Linked DNA regions of Homo sapiens: regions 1 and 3 are each linked to region 2. The links are chromatin loops, found by intact Hi-C in ENCODE. Cell type or tissue: PC-9. All regions are shown on one strand.

Region 1 (8,000 bases), 830 kb before region 2:
GGTGCCCAGTTAAATTTGAATGTCAGATAAGCAGTGAGTAATTTTTTATTATAAGTGTGCTTTGCAACACATTTGAATGTGTTTGAGGATGATGATGATGATAATGATGATGAGCTAAATCTGACGGCCCCAGCATAGGGAGGTGTTGAACATTGGCCTTTAGTCCTCTAAGGAACAGCTGGCCTCAGATCTGAGGGGCTGATGGGTTCCTAAAGTTTTGGGTAAATTGGGATCTAACCCTTTATATTAATAAGTCCTAAAATAGAAGTCTTGACTTCTAGGTTTCATAAACCTTAAGAATAGAGAAGACGGAGAACCTTCATTATTTCTGGAAATACGGCTTTTTGAGAGTTTTCTCAACCTCAATTAAACTGCCACAAAAGGGCCTGAGTATAGCAACTGTAGCCTAACCTAGCTAGTGCTGTGTTGGCATTTCTCGGAATTGTTTGTTGTTATTAATTTAGCAGGTGTAAAATGATTTATTTTACTTTGGTTTCACTTTCTTGATTATTTCATGAGCTAATATAAAATCATTGCATGATTGATTTCTGTTTCTTTACTATTCGTGTTTCTTCACCATTTGCACTCTTCTGTGTTTCTATTTGTGCTCCCCTTCATATAGAAAATAAACCCTTTTATCCATTTATGTCTAATTTTAAATGAGCTCATCACAGATTATTATAGATATTAGACTGTCATATTTGATGAAAAACATTTTCTGTCTTGCTTCTTATCCCTTAATTTTAATTTTTAATTTACAGATGTTTAATGTTTATTCACATGAGTATATCAATATTATTTCCTTTGTAGTTGTTTCTATTTACTTCAAAGCAATAGAAATTTGTCATCCCTGTATTCATCTTATAAAAGTTTTACTTTCTACTTGTCTTTCTATGCTTAAGAAAAATCAATTAACTCTTTAATCTAGTGATTCTCAAAGAGTGGTTTGAGCATCACCTGCACCAGATTACCTGTTTTGTTTGTTTGTTTGTTTGTTTTAACGCCCATCCCCATTACCCTTGGAAGACCTTAGTAATCAAAGTTATTCCAAAGGACCATGAAAACATGTATTTTTAACCACCTTCTAGGTGATTCTTCTGCATCTGAAGCTTGCAAATCACTTCTTTAAGCCATATGAAATTACTAGACATCTTTGTTTTCAAGCAATAAGTTGACTCGAGATAAGCAAAAATAATATTTGTTGGAAAAATTGGGAGAGTGGATGTAATTGAAGTAAAACCTGAGGAGCTTGGCTTGGAGATGGAAAGATCACGCAGCTCCGGCAGACCTGAAAAGAATACAGGAGTGAAATGAAGGAACACTCACTGTCCTCGACCCATCTCCACCCCCACTCCTCAGGATGTAAGCTCCATGGGAACAGGGATCTCTGCCAGAGCAGGTGCTCAATGAGTGTTTTTTCTTGTTGTTGCTCCATTCACAGCCCCTTGAAACTGTCTCCAATTGTCCTGACTTCGGCGACAGCCACCTTGTGACCAGAAAAGGGCAGAGAATTTATAGTCCCACCCACACTGCATATACAGAAGAGGTTATCTCCCAAAGGAAATTAAATTTATCACCACAGGAAGGAAGCAACATCTTCAGTGGGTTAAAAACAATTATCTAGTGTATCATCATATAAAATATGGCTCTAAGATAATTTTTTCCCAAATGGTTTGCCAATTATTCCCCAAATCGCTTATTCATTCATCAGTTTTTCAATATTTCTTATACTGAGTACTTTACTTAACATGGGTCACACGGCAACAGCCAGTTACATCTATATTGAGATTTGTATTTTTATTCCATACACCTGGAACTGGAGGTTAATAACATTAAATTCACTTCATTTAAGATACCAGGTTTTCCCATTACCTTTTAGAAACCATTAAAAGATTAAATAGGCTGTTCCTTGTGCTACCTACTTGGTTTCATTTTCTCCAAATATGCTTCTAGTTTTAATAACCTTATTCTTTGAATTGCAGGCATCTTGCATTTCCCTCTAGGACTAAAAGTATGTTTGTTTAGCAATGGAACTCACTCTGCTTTTTTTCTCTGTCTTTAGGTATAATCCACACAGAAATCAATCATGCAATTAAAAATTTTCTTCTTTGAACTTCTCAATAACAGTGATCTCAATCTTTTTCATGTGAGTTTATTTTAGGAGATATAAAGCCACAGAAAACCAAAGAGGAAAGCTCTAGCAATATGTACCCATAATTTCTCAAGGTTCTTTAGCATTCAAGGGAGGCTTTCTGCTTAATAGCCAAATAATTCTATCTAAACCCCCATTCAATATTTTATCAATTTATTGTATAATAGCTATATTTTATCCTCCTTCTTACTCCTGAGAATTCTCAGGAAATAGTTCACACAATAACAAATCCACCTTGATTATCATTGGCCATCTCTTACTCTGAACCACTGCTGTAGGCCCCTCTGCTGGTCACCTCTCACAACTGTTTCTCAGGATCTTTTTGCAAGATGTTCTCAAAGAACACAGCCCAAGGGACACAGCCCCTGTCTTGGTATAGCCCATGCCAGAAGAACACAGACCTTTTCCTAATTCTCCTTAACCCAGCACATGCTAAGCTGTGAGGTCTGATGTCTACTGAAATATTGATAATAATGCAAGGAAAATGAAAATTTGTAACTGATACGAGATAGAACCACTCCTATGATCCATAGGTCTGAGAGTGTTTTTCCTCCTTCCTTCCTTTCAAGAACTGGCTCATCTCCCCCATGAGAATTTTATTGTCTTTTTTGCCCATTGAGTCCAAACTCTTACCTGCTTCAGCCCCAGAGGAATGAAAAAGCAAACCTACCCCCTTCCCTAATTTAAGGCCCAATTTATTTCTTTGATAGAATAAATCACAATAAAAACATATCCTTTCCACTATTCTGGGCTCCAGACAAGGCCACTAGAAAGTATAGTTCTCTACATATGTTCATCTGACTGGGGGACACAGAACACTTTAATCCACAGTGAACTAAACCACACCAGCTGCAGATCATGTTTACAGCTCAGCTGAAACAAAACATCAGATCTGCCTGCTGCCTGTTGGGAGGAATCAGGTCTTAGGAAGATCTATCAATATTTAAGCCAACATATTTCCCAAGAGAAAACAGTGATTTTTCTGGGATAGCCCAAACTAAATCTACATGAAGAAAATAAAACATCTCTTCTTGTAAGGACACAGTCATATCAAGGATACTCCCAATTTGTATTACTAACAGAGCACATAACTTACATCCTGATCTGAAAACTTTAGCAGGATTTTACTGACATCGTGGGTTCAGAGCTTCCCTGAGTGGAGGGAAAAGCAGGCATCTGTCTTACATGTATGTGATGTAATGTGTCGCCAAAGACTTAAGGCTAGGAAAGCAGTCCAGGAGGGCAAAATAAGCCTTGAATTCCCTGGTGAAGCATGATGAGTGATGTACAGAGGAATTTGGTAAACAGCAGGCTGAAAGTTTATGCTGGCAAATGTTACCTCCAGCAGCAAGACCCAGTATGAGAGACAAATGAAACATCCTTGGCAGCAAAGGCAGGTTTCTATTATCTTTGTTGTAAGGAGGCTTATCCTTGGGTCACAAAAGTCTGTCCAGGGTAATGATTCAGAATGCCATAGGGAGCTGCCAACAGCAAGGGCTGAAGGGAGGATTTGATTCATCTCTTGCTGGTATTGCTTCTCTTGCGGTTTCAATGCTAGAAGTGAAGTATCAGTGACAAGAGCTTGCTCTCCTGGAGAGGTGTTCAGAAGGCACAGGAGCCAGCAAGGTGGGCTCCATTTCAGGTCTTCACCATTTATGAGCTGGGCGGCTGTAACTCTGGGCGAGGTGTTTCAAATTTCTACCTGCCAGCTGGAAAATAGCACAGCGAATGGAGGATCTGGGCATGCTTTACTAGTTTTCAAGCTTGGATGACGGGGGGATTGGCAAAAGTGAACACCTAAGGGGAGATGGATACAGATGGCAAGACAGAGAATCACGGGACCCCTTTTACAAATGAGTAGCCCCCAACTGTCAGATAATTTGAGCTCGGTTTCCCTGCAGTTTGTCCTTTTCAGATTTTTTTGTAAAAGTTTAAAGGAGCTCCAGCACAATTCATTTGACAATAGTAACTATTTACTGTGACTACTTCCAATTGTGGCCAAGATCTGCCCTCTAGTGGTCTGACAATTGCAATGCCTCTTACTATTACATTGTTGAACTTGGTAATTTTCAACGGTCGGGCGACCCCTGTTGTCATAATAGTCGTATCTCAGTATGTTGAGCTAAAAGAAACTTCAAAAATCATCTGGTCTGTTTCTTTTCATAACTAATTCCTCCCAAAAATGCACCTGGCTCTTGCTTTAACACCCAACTCCACGTAAAGATAGCAGAGCAAAACAGGATCACAGAAACTTCTTTCCCCACCTGATGAAATGGTTATTTTTTAAGCCAAATAATACATTAGCGGCTAGAGAGGAAAGGGTACTGCTTGAATCATAAGGTTTGGCATCCATGAAAAGAAAGATTCTGATATGACTGGTACAACTTCTAAGGCCAGCCCTTCTCCCAAAAGCAAAGGTAGTCAACGAAATACTGAGAATTCAAAAGAATATGCTTTAATTAAAAAATAAATAGAAAGCCACACCCACCTCTGAAACTGATTCTTTGGTGAGGAGAAGACACGATAGTTCCAGATAAAGTGAGAAAGACATCAAGGAGAATCCATCCGCGTCATTTTACAGAAACTACAAACAAAACTGCTCCCTGTTAAGCATGAGCAAAATGAAAAGAAACAGTACAAAATTATGCAAATCTGCTACTACAAAATAAGTAGTAAGCAAGAAAAAGGCAAAACAAAACCAAAACCAAAAACCCTCAGGAAGAAAATAAAACTCAAAGGTGAAGTGCAAGTTCTTTTTGAACGCTTAATTACAGAGAAGAGTTCATTAAGAATATCAATTCAGTAAAACAGTACCTCTAAGATAAATTATAAAATAAAGAAGATGGAAGAAGACATTGTGGAGCTAAGAAAAATTGAAAAACAAAACAATGAGTTATAAATGTAATAAGTTATAAATTGCAAAGGAGAGAAAAATGTAGCTGCAAATGTCATGGAGAGATGGCTGGGGACAGTCATAGAAAATGCAGGATGAAAAGACAAAGCAATTAAAATAAAGGTAGATACAGAGAGAAAAAATTATCCAACGTGAAGACAACTGACATCCTTAGAGTACAAGGAAAGAAAAAAGAGAATTCAAAGATATAACCTAAAAAGTTTTCTGAAAAGAAGAACGGTATTAATGGATAAAAAAGAGGACAATTATGTCAAGAGAAATTGATACAGAATGGTCTAAATTGGGAAATTTCCTGGTTAAACTGTTAAGTGTTAAGAATCCAGAAAAAAATTTGACATTTAGGCAGAAAACGGCAAGTCAGCCCCTATAGGGGGAAAAAGTCAAGTGGTTTCAAGGCTTTGCCATGGCAACTCCAGTACCAAGGGACATGGAGTAATGACCACCAACTTCTGAGAGAAACAACATGATTCAAAAATATTGTACCAAGCTAGGGTGTCACCAAGCATGGAGATAAAGGGCAGATATTTTTTGACACGCAAGAGCTCGGGAAATATAATACTCATGAACTCTTTTTGAAACAAAACCAAACTACACACAACTGGCAAGTAATCCCATCGAACAAGAGATGAAAAATAATAAAGAACTCGAGTGAAAAAGCTGTGATGAAAAGAACTCATGTGGAACACCATGTTTATTTAATTTCACAGCTAAGGCTAATCCTGTGTGGCCTTGAAGGTAGTATAAGGGAATGTATCATTAAGTCCTAACAAAGTGAAAATAATATAAGCAAAACCTGGAAAAGAGTGAGATGAAAGGAAGAGTAAACAGTAATTATCTTATCTTTTGTAACAGGGGTCAGCAAATGACAGCCTGTGGGCCAAATGTGGCCCACTTCCTGTTTTTGTAAATAAACATTTATTGAAACACAACTACATTCATTCATTTACGTATTGTCTCTGGCTGCTTTCACGCTGTAATAGCAGAGCTGAACAGTTGTGACCAAGTTCTTTTAGCCCACAAAGCCTAAAATATTTACTACCTGACCCTTTGCAGGAAACATTTGCCGAGAGAGAAAAGCTCATTAAGAATATGAATTCCGTAAAACAATACCTCTAAGATAAATTATAAAATAAAGAAGATGAAAGAAGGCATTGCAGAGCTAAGAAAAATGGAAAAACGAAACAATGAGTTATGTTTTGTAACACTATTTTACAACACTGAGACAATCTATAATAACTAAAATTGAAATGTGTGGCTCAAAAAATGAGTCCGTTTTTAAAAATGCTTCAGTAATGTCTTTAACTTTAGAGGGATCTCTACTGAGGACGTTTTTATCCAACAGGATGTGTACATATACAGGCACAGAGAGATGTCTAAAGTAATATTCATCAAAAGTACTTGTTACTCCCACATGGTAAAATATGGAGTAATGTGTTGCTTTTGTGTTGGTGTAGTGTCTGATTTTTTTGTAATGAGCATGTATAATTCTTTAGAAAACAGTAAGAGTAATTCAAGTGATTAATTACTCTTAAAAATAAAAAGGCCAGTCGATTTCATCTTCAACCCAGCTTTCCTAAGAACAGTCAACCTGTTATTTGGGAGCTTCCTCAGGCCCCCTTCTCTTCACCTCAAAATTTTGGTATGAATTTTGGAAATGTGATTGGAGGATTCCTGTATATTCCATAATTAAGCGTCGGGGAGTTTTCTTTCTTCATTTCCTAGATTTGCCATCAATGTGGATTAAGAATTACTTGGAACAGCAGAGGGCGCCCTGCTCCATGTTTATAGGAATGTAATGTAAGTACCTGACCAGTACTGCCGTTTGGAACTTGTGTGAATGAAAGCCAGTAAGTGATCGCCTGTAGGACTCAGTTTCCCCATCTCCCACACCTTTCTTCTGCCAACCCATCCCCCACACTGCAGAACAGATCATGCCGCCCTTCTGACAGCAACCCTTCTGTGACTTCCCTTTGCACTCAGAATAAATTCTCAACTCCTTAACTAAGGCAGAAGAGGCCCCCACACGATCCCGCTCCTGCCATCTCACTCCATGCTCCACATTACACTTGATACCTCCACTACGCTGGCATTTAGTCAGTGTCTAGACCATATTGAGCTCTTTCCCATCTCTGGGCCTTTGCATTTGCTGTTTCCTCTGCTGAGCAATTTCCTCTCCCGAGCTCTTTGCATTTTTAAGGAATCTTTCTCAATGTTTGTCACCTCCTCAGAGAGGCCCTCCGTGATGACCCTACCAAAAATCTCACCCACTTTATTTTCTATCACAGCACTATTTATATTATCTTACTTCTACTTCTCACAGTCTGTGATTGTTTTATTTGTTACTATGTTTTGTCTGTCTCTCCCACTAGAACCTAACTTCCACAAGAGCAGGAAGCTGCCTGTTTTCTTCATTGTTACATCTTCAGCATCAAGCGCTTAGTAAGTACTCATAAATATTTGTTGAATGAATGAATAGACTTGCAAGATGTGTGTCCTGGCTGCTCTCTCAAGGCTACTATAAAAAGAAAAAGTGAGAAAGTTCTTGTGGTGGGTCAAATTGTATTTCTCTCTAAATTTATGTGCTGCAGACCTAACCCCCAGTACTTCAGAATATGATTGTATTTGGAGATGGGGCCTTTAATGTGGCACTTAAGGTAAAATGAGGTCATATTGGTGCACCCTAATCCAATTTAACTGGTGTTTTTATAAGAAGAGCAAATGCAGACACACAGAGAGACACCAGGGGTGCACAAGCACAGAGAAAAGACCACATGAGGCTGCTGACTTCAAGCCAAGGAAATAATTCTCAAAAAAGCCAAACCTGCCCACACCTTGCTCTTGACTTCCAGCCCCCACAGCTGTGTGAAAATAAATTTCTGTTGTTTAAGCCACCCACTCTGTGGTACTTTGTTATGGCAGCCCAAGCAAACTAAT
Region 2 (8,000 bases):
GCCAAGTATGAGAAAAAGTAATCTCATGTTTTTTTGTTTGTTTTTTTGTTTGTTGTTTTGAGACAGATTTTCACTCTTGTTGCCCAGGCTGGAGTGCAATGGCATGATCTCGGCTCACCACAGCTTCTGCTTCCCAGGTTCAAGTGATTCACCTGCCTCAGCCTCCCAAGTAGTTGGGATTATAAGCATGCGCCACCACGCCCGACTAATTTTGTATTTTTAGTAGAGACGAGGTTCTCCATGATGGTCAGGCTGGTCTCGAACTCCCGACCTCAGGTGATCCGCCCACCTCTGCCTCTCAAAGTGCTGGAATTACAGGCGTGAGCCACCACACCTGGCCTATATTATTCTTAAAAATTATTTTGGGGTGGGAGAAGAGAAACCAAATTATCCCTTTAGTTGGGTATTTAAGGACAGGTTAAATTATGTCAGAAAATGTTATCCTGACCTTAGTCAGGAAATCTGATTTTAATTGTGACTCTACCTTAAATATTTTCCTGGACTTCAATGTTGTAATCTTTTAAAAGATGTCAGATTTTAAGATTGCTTTAAAAATATTGTGCTATTGGTTGGGTGCGGTGGCTCATGCCTGTAATCCCAACACTTTGGAGGGCGAGGGGGCAGATGACTTGAGCTTAGGAGTTTGAGACCAGCCTGGGCAATGTGGTAAAACCCTGTTTGTACTTTCAAAGAAAAAAAAAAATTGTGCCATTTATTGATGATGACTCCTATATTTTGAAGTAGAAAGAAGAAACTAACATACTCTTTGTCTTTTACAGCTTCTTAAAATTCAGATAAAATGTAAAATTCTGACAGGCAGATCTTGACTTGTGCTCTTTAATACTTAAATGTTAGGAAAATCAGATTCTCTAACCGCAAAACATACCAATAGATAGGTAGTTAGAAATTAGAAGATACTGGCCAGGTGCAGTGGCTCACGCCTGTAATCCCAGCACTTTGGGAGGCCAAAGCAGGTGGATCACAAGGTCAGGAGTTCGAGACCAGACTGGCCAACATGGTGAAACCCCTTCTCTACTAAAAATACAAAAATTTGCTGGGCGTGGTGGCAAGCACCTGTAGTCCCAGCTACTCGGGAGGCTGAGGCAGGAGAATTGCTTGAACCTGGGAGGCAGAGGTTGCAGTGAGCCGAGATCACGCCACTACACTACAGCCTGGGCAACAGAGCAAGACTCTGTCTCAAAAAAAAAAAAAAAAAAAAGGCAATAATTATACCTTACTTTTCAGTATAGCTTTCCCTGGGGGTGGGGGAGGGGCATTACTTAAGTGACCTCTGTAAATCTCTTTTAGTCTGAAAAGTCCTTGCATAGATTTTCATAAAGGGAAAACACAAAATGACTTTTACTCTTCAACGTAGTCTAATCCTTGGCAAAGAGTTACTGTGAAATAATGCCGGAGGCTTTAACTCGTTTGTCTGCAATGAACACTCTGCAGTGTAATATATGCAATGCCAGAGATATGTCCTGACAGGGAGGAAATTCAAGTCATCAATGTTCCATCTACTCATTGAAAACATTACTGATAAGGCCAGGACTTGAGAAGCACAAAAAAAGACTAAATGCTGCATTTCGCCTGTGTTTCCTATCCCACTCCCATTACCTTATTCTAATCAGTCTGTCCCGGCAATATTTAGATAATCAAATTGTATTTTAAATTTTCTATTTTAATCACAACAACCATTAATTCCTGGAAATGTGCTGTCATATGTGGCATTTTGGAATATTTGTGTTAGCTATTTTTATTTGGAAGAATTTTATAGTATTTTGGAGTTTCTGCAATTTCTATGTCCCTTTCTTTTCTCAGCCCCTGTTCTCTTCCTCTGCATTGTTCATTAGCAAGGGCATGAAACTGTGCTCCTCGTGACTCATTATTACTCACTATAGTAATCTAACTCTTCTTTGTGAGACTAAATTTGGAAGATGCTTGAGTTGCCATTCCTGAGGAGAGCTGGTCCTAAGAACACATCCTGTTAACTCTTAACTCTCCATGCTGATGCCAGGAAGCACTGATACTTATCACAGAAAATGAACTAACTGCTCCATTTCAGCCTGGCTAAGCCCAACACCACTGCAAAAAGACTTTCTGCAGTGAACAGAGCCAGGGCGCTGAGTAGGGAAAAAAAGAACTTTGGGCAAAAAAAGAACTTTGGGTTTTAGGGCCCTAATCCACAAAGCATAAAAAGTCAGTTTGTATTTATATGGCACTGTATAGTTCATAGAGTATTTTGTGATTCACTGACTTGTGTTTTTCCTGGCCAGTATAAGAGCTAGGTAACTGCAGCTATTGTATCCATCGTAGGTGTGAGGAAGCCAGAGCTTACCCAAGAACACCAGCTTTTATTTTTATTATTTTTATTTATTTATTTATTTATTTTTGAGACGGAGTCTCGCTCTGTCGCCCAGGCTGGAGTGCAGTGGCGCGATCTCGGCTCACTGCAAGCTCCCGGGTTCACGCTATCCTCCTGCCTCAACCTCCCGAGTAGCTGAGACTACAGGGCCCACCCGGCTACCACACCCGGCTAACTTTTTGTATTTTTAGTAGAGACAGGGTTTCACCGTGTTAGCCAGGATGGTCTTGATCTCCTGACCTCGTGATCCGCCCGCCTCGGCCTCCCAAAGCGCTGGGATTACAGGCGTGAGCCACCGCGCCCGGCCAAGAACACCAGCTTTTTGAGAAGGATTCCTTACATTCCACACCACTGTTCTATGATGTATGTCTGTTTACTTTTACAGGGAACATGTCCTGTCCAGAGCTTTCTGCCTGTTCTAGATCTGAATGGGGAGTAAAGTAGCAGAGATTACCTAAGTAGGCTTACATTTGACTTAAATCATCCCCCTCCCCCCTTGGCTCATTTACATAGTTCATCTGCAGCTCAATAAATCTCAATTCTGCCGCTTGGTGTTCCATCAGGGTCTGACTTCCAGTTGTGCCTGAATTCCCACAGTTTTGAGAGTCAGCACCCATCTTCATCGTGTCTGAATCTCAAACCCAGCAGTTCCTGGTGTGCTGTCCAGTTCCTTGATCCAGCTGTCTGATCCCGGTTACTCACCTCTGTCTTCCTGTCCCCACCAGCCATCCTTCCTAGACAATGCTGCTTATTCCTGCTTCATCAGTGTTCATTTCTTCTGCCTCTTCCCTGTCAGATTCTAAAGCCAATTGACCTATTTAAACCTTAGCTACCCACCAGCCTTTCTACACCCTTCTTGCTTCCTGTCAGACTCCGAACCTGATCTGAGCTCCTAAATCTTGCTTCCTTGTGTGTGTTCTGTAGGCCAGGCAAATGATAGACTTAAGACTCTTTCTACTTACCTTCTAGCCCCCTCTAACCTATATGCAAGCCATGTTTTGATGATTTGTGGCTTAGGATTTCAAGTTCTGTCATTCTTCTTAGCCTGTATTTTTTTGTGTCCTACACTGTATCATTGATTGCCATAGCTTCTGCCCTAGTTGATATAGGATATGTGAGAGCACTTTGTTTAGGCCATAAACCTCTTAGAAATATACTCTGCTGCTGTTATTATTAGGCAATTCAAGCCAAAGGTGACTTTCTCTAACCTTCCTGGGGGAGGGAGACAAGCTTTCAGCTGAAATAGAAACTTTACAATTATTGTCCAAAGCCAAAAATAAGAAAGTGTAACAACTATGACACGACCACTTCTGGTATCTTCGTGTAGAAGATTCCTTTTGACAAGGTCATCACTGTAGACTTTCAGATGTGTCATAGGAAACAGATAAAAATTTCTAGATTATTCTAAAGGTTTTAGAACCTTTCTTCTAATCAACGTGAAGATATTGAGTTTGAGTTTTCATCTACACTGATTGATTTTCCCACGCATAGGTAATAATTAGTTTAAATTTTTTTTTTTTTTTTTTTTTTTTTTGAGACAGAGTCACTCTGTCGGCCAGCCTGGAGTGCAGTGGCGCGATCTTGGCTCACTGCAGCCTTCGCCTCCTGGATTCAAGCAATTCTTATGCCTCAGCCTCCTGAGTTGCTGAAATTGTAAACATGCACCAACACGCCTGGCTAATTTTTATATTTTTAGTAGAGATGGACAGGGTTTCGCTGTGTTGACCAGGCTGGTCTTGAACTCCTGTCCTCAAGCAATCCATCTGCCTCAGCCTCCCAAAGTGCTTTAATATTTATACAGTGCTTTATACAATATTAGTCTTACGTATGTTATCTTATATCATAAAAAAATTTCATTGGGAAAATAATTTCATTGTTTTAAATTTTAGATAGGGCAACTTAAGCCCAGATATCTTACTTAACTTGCCCAGGTGCACTAAATGACTCAAGGTTGCATCTTGTACTTGAACTCAAATTTTTCTTACTCCAAAGAACCTGCTTTTTCATTTCTCCCGTTTATGCATCTCAGGACTACAAAACACCCTGGGAAGGAAACTGCTCATCTCTTTCAAGATTAAGGGAAGATATAAAAACAGACATCCTCGGCCGGGCGCGGTGGCTCCCGCCTGTAATTCCAGCACTTTGGGAGGCCAAGGCAGGTGGATCACCTGAGGCCAGGAGTTCGAGGCCAGCCTGACCAACATGGAGAAACCCCGTCTCTACTAAAAATACAAAGTTAGCTGGGCGTGGTGGTGCATGCCTGTAATCCCAGCTACTCAAGAGGCTGAAGCAGGAGAATCGCCTGAACCCAGGAGGCGGAGGTTGCCGTGAACCGAGATCGCGCCATTGCACTCCAGCCTGGGCAACAAGAGTGAAACTCTCTCAAAAAAACAAAACAACTCCCAGACATCCTCTTAGTAGATCCCATGGTATGGCACAGCAAGGTATGTTAATGAACCCATGGCACATCGTGATCTTAATGATTATACAATGCTGCCATCTTGAGGATATGATCAGTAATTGTTATTCTAGCCAGCCTTCTGTGGCCTAGCATCAGGCACAGCCAGAAAGCTGAATCTGGACAGTCAGATGTTAAATACCCAGCAAGGAGCTACAGTCAAGGAGGCCAAAATAACATTTGAGGAGCCAGGCAAGTGTTAGGAGATTGAGCAAACCTGTGGTGCTTTCAGAACAAGGTAAATGAAAAGGACCAAATTAGGGCACATCAATTCATGTATGCAGGATAAGAAAAACGGGGCCTTTTATTTACTCCCAAAGCACCCTGTTCTTCCTTCTAGTATAGTGCCATCTCACTGTATTATAATTGCTATAAACTGGTTTCTCCCAGTGGACCGATGAGCCATGACAGCAGAGAATAAGTCCTGTTATAGTTATATCTGCATTGTGTCCTCAGCATTAGCACACTGGGTAATAAGTATTTAGTAAATATTTTGTGGCTTAATGAGTGACAGGCATAGGCAGCAGGGGACAAAGTCAAAATAATGGCAGAGCCAGTTTTCCAGATTTCCAGATCAGTGCTACTATCTACTATACAACATATATTTATGAATGGGCAAAAGCATACTGGCTACCAAGAGACACTGAAATATACCTAGCCTTTTAGGTGGCCACCAGCAATGATAGCCATGAGGCATGTCTCTAAGGCTGTAAGCACTGGGCTTATTTATTGAATACCACTTTGGACCAGTCACTGCACTAAGTGCCAGGACTGCAATGAAGAACAAAAAAGATAGCCCCAGCCCTTATGAGGTTTACAGCCTAGATCTAGACTATACTACTGATCAGACAGGGCCTTTCATGGTCATCATGACTTGGTGAGGACATGTGATTCCACAATCTGGTCTTAGCTTTGTAATGTCAGAAACTCTAATTTTTTTTTTTTTTTTTTTTTTTTTTTTTTTTTTTGTGAGACAGAGTTTCCCTCTTGTTGCCCAGGCTAGAGTGCAATGGTGCGATCTCTGCTCACTGCAACCTCCGCCTCCCAGGTACAAGCAATTCACCTGTCTCAGCCTGCCAAGTAGCTTGGATTACAGGCATGTGCCACCACGCCTGGCTTTTTTATATTTAGTAGAGACAATGTTTCACCATGTTAGTTAGGCTCATCACGAACTCCTGACCTCAGGTGATCCACCCGCCTTGGCCGCCCAAAGTGCTGGGATTACAGGCCTGCACCACCGTGCCTGGCCCAGAAACTCTATTTTATCTATGGCTTTGGAAGAAGTTTAGACTCATTGAACCTTCAAAAACCCTATGTGGGACAGGCGAGGTGGTTCACACCTGTAATCCCAGCACTTTGGGAGGCTGAGGTGGGTGGATCACCTGAGGTCAGGGGTTCAAGACCAGCCTGGCCAACATGATGAAACCCTGTCTCTACTAAAAATACAAAAATTAGCTGGTCATGGTAGCAGGCACCTGTAATCCCAGCTACTCGGGAGGCTGAGGCAGGAGAATTCACTTGAGCCTGGGAGGCAGAAGTTGCAGTGAGCCAAGATTGTGCCACTGAACTCCAGCCTGGGTGACAGAGCGAGACTGTCTCAACCCCCCCATCCTCCCCCCCAAAAAAACCAACCAAACAACAACAACAACAACAACAAAAAACCTTATGTTGGGGGTATCGTTATCACCCCAGATTTTTATACCCAGCTCACACAAATGAGGAAACTAAGTATTAAGACAGGCTAGTTAACTTGTCCAAAGTTACAAAAGATAGTAAGTGGAGGAGCCAGGACATGAAATTTCAAGTTCACTGTCCTTCCAGTGTGTGACAAGGACCAGTTTATTCACTTGTTAATGGTTATAGCTTTCTCTGTCAATCCAACAGAACCGTTATCTCACTGAGAACTACATGTCATTCTACTCCCCACTTTCAATTTTATATGTATATATGTGTGTACATATATCTCTTCTAATTATATATATAATCATGTCACTTATTCATTAAATACTTCAGTGTATATTTCCCAATAACAAGACGTTTTCTTTATAACTGTATTAATTTATCAAAATCAAGGAATTTAATGTTGATACAATACTATTGTCTAATCCATAGTCCATATTCAGATTTTATTGATTGTCTCAATAATGATTTATATTTTTTACCAGTCCAGGATTCAATTCAGGATCAAACATTGTATTATTTCTTGTCATCTTAATTTCCTTCAATCTGGAATTTTCAGCTTTTATGTTTCTTCATCTTGACATTTTTGAAAACTACAAACCAGTTTTTCTGTAAAACGTCCTTTAATTTGCATTTATTTTGTTTGTACGTGATGAGATTCAGGTTATACTTTTTGGCAGGAATACCTCTGAAATAACATTGTGTCCTTTCCTTTGCATCATATCAAAAATTACATTATGCCAACCCAGCATATCTCAGTATTGATAACATTAGCTTTTATCTTTTGGTTAAGGTGGTGTCCACAAAGTTATTCCACTTCAAAGTTACCATTTCCCCTTTGTTTGTTAATAAGTAATGTGTGGCAAGGTATTTTGAGACTACATAAATATACTGTTCCACACTAAACTTTCACTGTGGCATCCGTTAAGGTTTTTCTAAATATACCACTCCTTCTATATTTATTAGTTGAATTTTACATTCTTCTTCATTTCTTTCTTTATACATCCAGTTATTTATATCAGTATGAACTTATGGATTATTATTTTACTTAATGGATTATAACCTGTTAACGTTTATTTTCGTGGTTAAATTATCCAGATTTGGTCAGTGACAGTCCCTTCAAGCTGACTCCTGTGTCCTTTGGGCTCCTATGTTCTTTTAACATGTCCCCTTAATTCTTTGACACTTTCTTTTCGGCATAAATTGTTTCAGGCCCTTCTTGTACTTTCTCTACCTTAGCCATGGAATCAGCCATTTCTTTGAGGATCCCTGGTTCCTTTTAGTGGAGAGTGGTAGTATTTTAGAAACCAAGATCTGGGTACCAAATGTGTTTATCTCTATTGGTTTGTCATTACTTCTAGGACCTCTTAGCAAACAGATATCTCTTCCTCTCTTTCTCTCTCTCATCAGTTTATATACATCTAATTCCAGTCCAACTTCACAAGGTGCATTCTAGTGTTCTTCTTTTGCACACGTACTTTTTTTTTTCCTTAACAG
Region 3 (8,000 bases), 55 kb after region 2:
TGCCTAGTTAATTTTTTTTTTTTTTTGAAGCAGAGGTCATGCTATGTTGCCCAGGCTGGTCTTGAACTCCTGGCCTCAAGCAATCATTTTTTTTAACTTTTTTTCATAAAAAGTTTCAAAACTATAGAAAAATACTATAATGTGATAGATACATACCCACCACCTAAAATTAACAAGTGTTAACATTTTGCTGTTTGCTTTATCTATTTTTATGCTAATTTGAAGGAAATTATAGATATTATGACTTTTTACCCCTAAATACTTTAAATAAATCTCTAAAAATTAAGTTCCCGTGATTTTAAGAACATTTTTTTTGGTCGGGTGTGGTGGCTCACACCTGTAATTCCAGCACTTTGGGAGGCCGAGGCGGGCAAATCACAAGGTCAAGAGATTGAGACCATCCTGGCCAACATGGTGAAACCCCGTCTCTACTAAAAATAAAAAAAAATCAGCTGGGCGTGGTGGTGTGCACCTGTAATCCCAGCTACTCGGGAGGCTGAGGCAGGAGAACCACTTGAACCTGGGAGGCAGAGGTTGCAGTGAGCCGAGATCGCACCACTGCACTCCAGCCTGGTGACAGAGTGAGACTCTGTCTCAAAAAACAAAACAAAACAAAAAAACACGAACATTTCTTTAAGGCAGCAGACCATTCTATTAAATAAGATATCATGTGGATACACAACACAGAGTTGAGCTGCGCTCGGGACATATCTGAGCAGAGATGTCAAGGATCTAGTTGTATGTGTCAGTCTGGAGCTCTGGAACAGAAGTTGGAAGTGGAGATCTGGGCTTGGGATGTGTTTAAAGCCATAGGACCAAATGAGGTCACTAAGAGAAAGTGGAGAGAGAGGGAGGAGAGGACACCCAGGGCACTCCGGCATTGGAGAGAGGCCAGCAGAGGAGGCTGAGAGAGCTGCTTGCAGAGTATGAGGAGAAGCAGGACAGAGGGTGTCTCTGGAGCCAAAAGAAGAAAGTGTTTCAAGAGCAAGGGTGTAGTCAGTCGTGTCTGCTGTGGAGAGGCCGAGCAAGCTGAGGGCAGAGAGCTTGAACATTGGATTTGGGACAGATGGGAAACCAAGGCCCAGAACCGTCACTGCCTGCCTAACATCTAGAACTCACAAGTTACAGATGAGGAACTGGAGGATCGCAGAGAGGGGGTGACTTGCCTGAGATCACACAGTGAGCTAAATGGTAGAGTGAGGACTACAGCCCAGGCCCCCTGGTCCTCCAGAGGGTGGGATTTACCTGCCTAATACCAGCCTTCTCCCTCAGGCCGCAAGCTGGATCTTCAGGCCTCAGTTTCTTGCTGGTAATTCCTCTGCAGAGGATCACCAGGTACCCACTGCTGCTGCAGAAAATCCTGGAGAACACAGTCCCTGATGCCAGTGCCTATCCTGTCCTTCAGAGGGCTGTCTCTGCCCTCCAGGACGTGAACACCAATATCAATGAGTACAAGATGCGCAAGGAAGTGGGTAAGGACTTGGGCATTTAAGGGGACACATTAGTAGGAATGCTTCCAGTTACAGAAAATTTATCTAAAATCTGCTTCACCAGTAAAGAGAATGTAGTGGCTTATGTAACTATAAATCCAGAGGTAATGCAAGCTTTAGGTAGGGTTCGATCAGGGTGCTGGCTCCAGTTCCCTGTAACTCCCTTGTCTCTGCTCTTTACTCTGTATCAGCTTCATCTTCAGGCTGGCTTGCCTCATAATAGTAAGTTGTGGCTGTTCCAAGACTCACAGCTGCACACCACACTTACCCGGGTAAGGCAGGGTTTTTTCCCCCTTAGCCACAAAAATTAAGTCAAAGTTTCTCTTTGATAGGACCCACCTGGGTCATGTGCTTACCTTGAACTAATCACCAAAGTTAGGGCATCATGAACTGATTGGCTTAGGTCTGGGTTATGTGCCCTTCTTTGAATTAATCACTGTTGCCAGGGGTTTGGAATTATATAAATTGGCTTGTATCAGTCAGCAATCCACCCCTTGAGCTAAAGTGAGATCAATCTCATCCAAACCACATGACTGCCACACTGTGGAGGAGAAATCAATAGTGGGGAGGTAAAGAGCTGTGCATATATCTGGGGAGCCTGCCTCTCAGGTTATTAAAACAGAAAGGTTTGGAAAACGAAACAGTGTCTCAAGTTAAGAGAAACTCAATTACATGACTGAGACAACATAAAAATGGCAATTCAGCTAATGTTTACTAAGGGCTAGCTGTGCCATGCTTTTTCCTTCATTGTCATATTTGGTCTTTGCACTAACCCTCTGAGGTTGGCCCTGTTAGCCCCATTTCACAGTCAGGTAAAATGAGAGCATGCATCACTTGCTTCCTGTCGCAGAACTGGTAAGGGACAGAGCCAGGTTTCAAACTCAGGCCTGGAGTCTTCACCACCATGCTATACTATATTTAGCAGCTTTGGATTTCCTCCCCACCTGCTTCTCCATCCTACGACAGATCAGTAGGAAGCACTGAGTCAGGACCGGGAAGCGTGGCTCCCAGCTGGCCTGGCTCAAAGTGGCTGAGGGACCCCAGGCAAATCTCTCCTCCATGGGTTCTTCTTTAGGAAGTTCATTCAGACCCTCTGTCTTAGGTGACTCTCCCAGCAATCCTGCGAGGTGGCTGGTCCCATTTTACAGATGAGGAAACTGAGGCCCCAAGGAGTGGTGACTTCCCAAAGTCAAGCAGGCAGGAAGCTCTTCAGCCAGGGCTCACACCTCAGACAGAGGACCCTATGCTTTTCCTGTGTGACTCACTAACCTCATGAATGTGACCCTGATGGAGCAGAGGGCCCAAGCAGGTGCCCAGCCGGGCATGTCCGTGACATCCACTTTCCTGAGTTGGCTTGATCACCGTGCTTCCCCTCTTCTCTGTCGTTGCAGCCTCCAAGTACACCAAGGTAGAGCAGCTGACCCTCCGGGAGCGGCTGGCCCGCATCAACACACACACCCTCTCCAAGAAGACCACCCGGCTGAGCCAGCTGCTGAAGCAGGAGGCGGGGCTGATCCCCAGGGTGAGCGTGCGCCTGGGAGGAAGAGTCACATCCAGCCACCCCCAAGGCCAGGCCCTGCACAGTGGGTAGACAGGGGACTTAGGCTCCTTTCAGAACTGAGGCAATGGAGGCTGAGAGATTGAGGTGCTGGGAAGAGGCAGAGGTGGCACCCCACTTGATTCTGAAGAGCCAGTGGAGGGGTTTCTCCAGTGTCTTGGGCCACTCTCTTTGGGGCCTATTTACACAGATAGGAGAGCTGGTCTCTGGGTTTGGGCAAAGGACCAGCCCTAAATAGCTACTTCTAGCAGCACAGGTTGGTGGAGTGCCTGCTCTGAAACCAAGCATGCTCACACAATGAAATAAGTGTTCCCACTATCCCCATGAGAAAACAGAAACTCCGAGAGGGTAAAACCCTTGTCCAGAGTCACACGGCTAGGAAGCCAATGAACTGGGGCTCATGCTTGTGTATCCGATTCCATGCTCTGAATGTAAAACCACTGAGCTACACCACCCTCTCAGCTTTGGGGTTGCGAGAACCAGCTCTGGTGGGCGAGTCTGTGGAAAGGTTGTCCCAGTGAGGACCTGGAACACTGAAGCCGGTGTACACTGCCCCCATGTGGATATTCTCAACCCTCACACACATTACTTTCAGACAGAAGACAAGGAATTTGATGATTTAGAAGAGAGGTTCCAGTGGGTGTCTCTGTGTGTGACTGAGCTGAAGAACAACGTGGCTGCTTACCTGGACAATCTGCAGGTGAGGACACTGCAGGGTTCATAAAGGGCGAGTCTGGGCTGGGTTCCCCTGGCAGGAGGCTTGCAGGGCCCAGCCTACAAGCTGGGAAAGGCACCAGCCTCAGAAACCAACCAGATGAGGTCATCCTGTCTCATCTCTTCTGGAGAATGCTGGCCAGCACTCCTCAGCCCCAGGCCATTATACTGGGGGCAGCTCCGAGCCCATTGGAGTTCCTACCACATAGGGCCAAAATTCACTGGAAGCAGAGCCCCGCAGAGCAACTCTGCCAGACCAGCACCTAGAGCAGGGGAGACAAACAGGTGCCTAAAGGGGCCAGGCAGGTAATGCTACTGAGTGAAGTGTGCAGGTAACAGGCAATCCAATGCAATAGGAGCCTAGTGTCTAACAGGCTGTTTATGAGACTTTTCAGTGAACTTAAATATAAAATAATATTTGGAATTTGAAGGGCTGAATGAATGAATACATGAATCAAATCTAAAGGAGCAGCTATTCCTCAGCTCTGGGGGGTTGTTGCTGGGTGAGAATATGGGCCCAGTTCTTCTGACTTTAAGAAAAACACACCTGGAAATTCAGGTATTTTTCAGATTTTTGATGACATCTCCTGATGCGTCAATGTGAGCAACTAATTAAATGAAGATTTAAATGCTATGGGGCATTTTTTTAATGCATTGATGTAAATAGGAAAAGTTAGAGAAAAGTATTAATAGAACATGTGGAATATGGACATGGGAAAAAACAAACGCACTGCTGGGTGCAGTGGCTTACGCCTGTAATCCCAGAATTTTGGAAGGCCGAGGCGGGAAGATCACTTGAGGTCAGGAGTTCAAGACCAGCCTGGTCAACATGGTGAAACCTTGTGTCTACTAAAAATACGAAAAACATTAGCCAGGCAAGGTGTCACACGCCTGTAGTCCCAGCTACTCAGGAGGCTGAGGCAGGAGAATTGCTTGAACCTGGGAGGCAGAGATTGCAATGAGCCAAGATCATGCCACTGCACACCAGCCTGGGTGACAGAGTGAGACTCTGTCTCAAAAAAAAAAAAAAAGAAAAAGAAAAAAACCCCACAAAGGTGGCATGTAAATGTATGAAGTTCAAGAAGCACTGGAATGAGGAGAAAGATGTTGACTCAGTCTAAGGCGGAACTTTCTAATCACTTAAGCTGTGTGAGAATAGAATCAGCTGTGTGTGTCCCTCTCATTGGGGGTGTGTAGAGAGCCTGGAAAACCTCTTCAAGGTATGGTGGAAGGGGATTCCAGCGTAAGATGGCCATGACAGGCATGATTGGATGTTTCTCCTTGGTACTGGGTCCAGGCTTTCCTCTACTTCAGGCCGCACGAATACAATCTGGACATCCCCGAGGGGCCTGCAGTGCAGTATTGCAATTTGGCAAGAGACCTTCACCTTGAGGCCTTCCTGAAATTTGTGAGTGGAACCTTTCCTTTCTCCTTTCTTTGTTAGGCAGGTGGTAGAGCTTACAAGAATAATATTTAGAAGTCAGGCACTTTGGCCAGGCGTGGTGGCTCACGCCTGTAATCCCAGCACTTTGGGAGGCCGAGGCAGGCAGATTGCCTGAGCTCAGGAGTTTGAGACCAGCCTGGGCAATACGATGAAACCCCGTCTCTACTAAAAATACAGAAAATTAGCCGGGCATGGCAGTGTGCACCTGTAGTCCCAGCTACTCAGGAGGCTGAGGCAGGAGAATTGCTTGAACCCAGGAGGCAGAGGTTGCAGTGAGCCGAGATCATGCCACCGCACTCCAGCCCGGAGACAGAGTGAGACTCCTTCTCAAAAAAAGAAGTCAGGCACTTTACACAATTGCCACATCTGTAATCTTCCTGAGTGGTCAGCAGCATAGAGATTATTATTAGTGCACTTTCCTGATAAAAATAGCCCCCACTAACATTTATTGAGCCTCACTATCTGCCAGGCTCTATGCTAAGCCCTTTATATTCCTTACATCATTTAATCCTCACCATATGGTTTTGGGGGTGGCTACTTTGAATAACCCCATTCTGCAGGTGAGAGATTGAGGCTCAGAGGGGGTCACCTCCTGGGTCATTTATACAGATGGTCAGTGATAAGCTGGGATCTGAGCCCCAAAGACTCTTGACCACCACTCTATACAAAATCTTTTCTAAGGCTGGGCAAGGTGGCTTATGCCTGTAATCCCAGCACTTTGGGAGGCCAAGGCAGGAGGATTGCTTGAGCCCAGTTGTTAGAGACCACTGTGGGCAACATAGACCCTGTCTCTACAAAAAATAATAATAATAAAATTAGCTGGGTGTGGTGGCATGTGCTAAGGTGGGAGGATCGCTTGAGCCTGACAGGTAGGCTGCGGTGAGCTGTGATTGCATTGCTGCACTGCAGCCTGGGAGACAGAGTGAGACCCTGTCTCAAAAAAAAAAACAAAAAACTTTTTCAAGGTCTTTGCATAATAATGATTCAAAGTGCTATATAAGATTGAATGCCTACTCTGTGCTAAGCACTCTGTTAAGCTCATTACATGCATCGTCCCCATTTTTCAGATGGGCAGATTGAGGCCCAGAGAAGTTAGATAACATGCTAAAGGTCCCAGCTAGTCAGTGGGAGTTAGACTGGAATCCAGGCCTGCATGCTTCCAAAGCCCCTTCTCACAGCCCCTGCCCTTTGCCACCTCCTTTCCCGACTCCCACGCTCATGTCTCCCCACAGAAGCAACGGCTAGAAGGCCTGGTGTGGCAGCCACTGTGCAGCCTGGCCAAAGCCCTGCTTGGCCCTCAGAACCTGATCAAGAAGCGTCTGGACAAGCTACTGGACTTTGAGCGGGTGGAAGAGAAGCTGCTGGAGGTGGGCAGTGTGACCTACCAGGAGGAGGCCGCCCGGCACACATACCAGGCACTCAACTCGCTGCTAGTGGCTGAGCTCCCACAGTTTAACCAGCTGGTCATGCAGTGGCTGGGCCAGATCATGTGCACATTCGTGACCCTCCAGAGGGACCTTGCAAAGCAAGTGCTGCAGAGGGCAGAGGGAAGCATGGCCCAGGTAAGGCCTCTGAGACTTGGACACCTGTGGGGAGTAGCCAGGCAAGGCCCTGCAGCCCCATCAGCCAGCTGTGTGTAGGGGCTAGGATGGAGGGAGGATGGGCCTGAAAACAGGTCATCAGGCCCTTAGGAAGAGGCAGTGGGAACCTTCCAGATCTCTCTCATGCCCAGTCTCCCTCTGTTAGTGAAGTCAGACCATGAAAGCAAGGATAGGACTGAGATTTCAGACCATTCCCAAGTCCTGCAACTCAGAAGCAGAAGAAGCTTTGCTCATACAATGGCAGATCTTGGGACTGATCTCTGGAGTGTACTAGAAGTTGATGACAGAGACAGAAGGTCGTTTCTACACAGTAAGGAGTAAATGTCTCAAGCCGGTGTTACTATTACTACTTCCAGCAGCCATCTTCTCATGAGTATTTAGGATGTACCTGTTTGGAGCACTCTCCATGCATGATCTCATTCAATCCTCACAACAACCCTACAGAGGAGGTATAATTATACTCATTTTAAAAATAAAGAAGCCAAGGCACGGAGAGGTAAAGTAGCTTGTCTAGGGCCACACGGCTAATAGCAAGCATTGAACTCTGACAGTTCAGCTCCAGGGCCTGGACTCTGAACCACAACACTCAAGAGCCTGTAAAAGGAGCTACCGGCTGAAAGCATAAATAGGTTCCACAGAGGTTTGGATAAACCTCCAAATGCAAACTTTGATTTTAGAATTTGGAAGACTGGAGTTGATACAAGAAAGAACACCCAACTGCTTCCAGATCTTGCTCTCAGATGTCAACATGAGAGCTGAATTGCTGTTGGGTCCCACCTTGGGAGCAATTTCAATACTCCTAATATCACACACTGTTTCCTGTGTGTCACAGTCTCCAGCTCAGCTTTTCCCCATCCAATTCTTTGCATGAAAACTCTACTAAGATTTGCCTTCCCCACCCCATCACCTTTCTAGCCCACAGCCCTCCCCTCCAGCACACAGCTGCTGGATGTGGCCACTCTGCACAGACACCTGCCTCAGCTTAGAATGCCCCTCTCCATTGTCCCTGAGCACTTTCAGTGTCTGGCATAGAGTAGGAGCTCCCCAAACAAGTGGCAGATGAATGAGTCTCTCCATGAAGCTCTCAGAGCTCCCCATCTCCTGAGGGGGAGAAGTCATCTCCCTATCCTCTGTACTCCAGCAGCCCTGTGGATGGAACTGTGCTTAGTACTTTTCAGAGCCTGCCTTCTGCT

What was found. Peaks named below come from ENCODE experiments on the same cell type or tissue, not always from the same donor. Only the 100,000 strongest peaks of a DNase experiment are listed, where the experiment ranks them.
Region 1: a loop joins it to region 2, with 6 times the contacts of the local background. A loop is called at or near these places in 12 of 110 quality-filtered maps.
Region 3: a loop joins it to region 2, with 10 times the contacts of the local background. A loop is called at or near these places in 16 of 110 quality-filtered maps.

The regions. Positions count from the first base shown.
Region 1 is chr5:148,726,940-148,734,939 of GRCh38, forward strand. No RefSeq gene overlaps it. Among named protein-coding and RNA genes, the nearest start is that of HTR4, 76 kb to the left of the region's middle. In PC-9, CTCF peaks have their summits at 2,484 (motif pointing left), 4,179 (motif pointing left), 4,385, 6,826 (motif pointing right) and 2 weaker places; DNase peaks (open chromatin) are centred at 4,192 and 6,852; H3K27ac peaks cover 339 bases.
Region 2 is chr5:149,560,074-149,568,073 of GRCh38, forward strand. It overlaps a transcript of ARHGEF37 not described here. Among named protein-coding and RNA genes, the nearest start is that of CSNK1A1, 13 kb to the left of the region's middle. In PC-9, CTCF peaks have their summits at 4,902 (motif pointing left) and 5,104; DNase peaks (open chromatin) are centred at 1,408, 1,918, 2,748 and 4,818; H3K4me3 peaks cover 975 bases; H3K27ac peaks cover 4,746 bases.
Region 3 is chr5:149,615,295-149,623,294 of GRCh38, forward strand. ARHGEF37 (Rho guanine nucleotide exchange factor 37) reads left to right here. Exons shown (of 13, transcript NM_001001669.3): 5 at 1,273-1,472; 6 at 2,882-3,012; 7 at 3,644-3,748; 8 at 5,060-5,170; 9 at 6,439-6,768. Among named protein-coding and RNA genes, the nearest start is that of ARHGEF37, 38 kb to the left of the region's middle. RefSeq lists a silencer at 618-818 and enhancers at 1,595-1,664, 2,535-2,664, 2,795-3,064. In PC-9, CTCF peaks have their summits at 3,608 (motif pointing left) and 3,818; a DNase peak (open chromatin) is centred at 3,777; H3K27ac peaks cover 1,936 bases.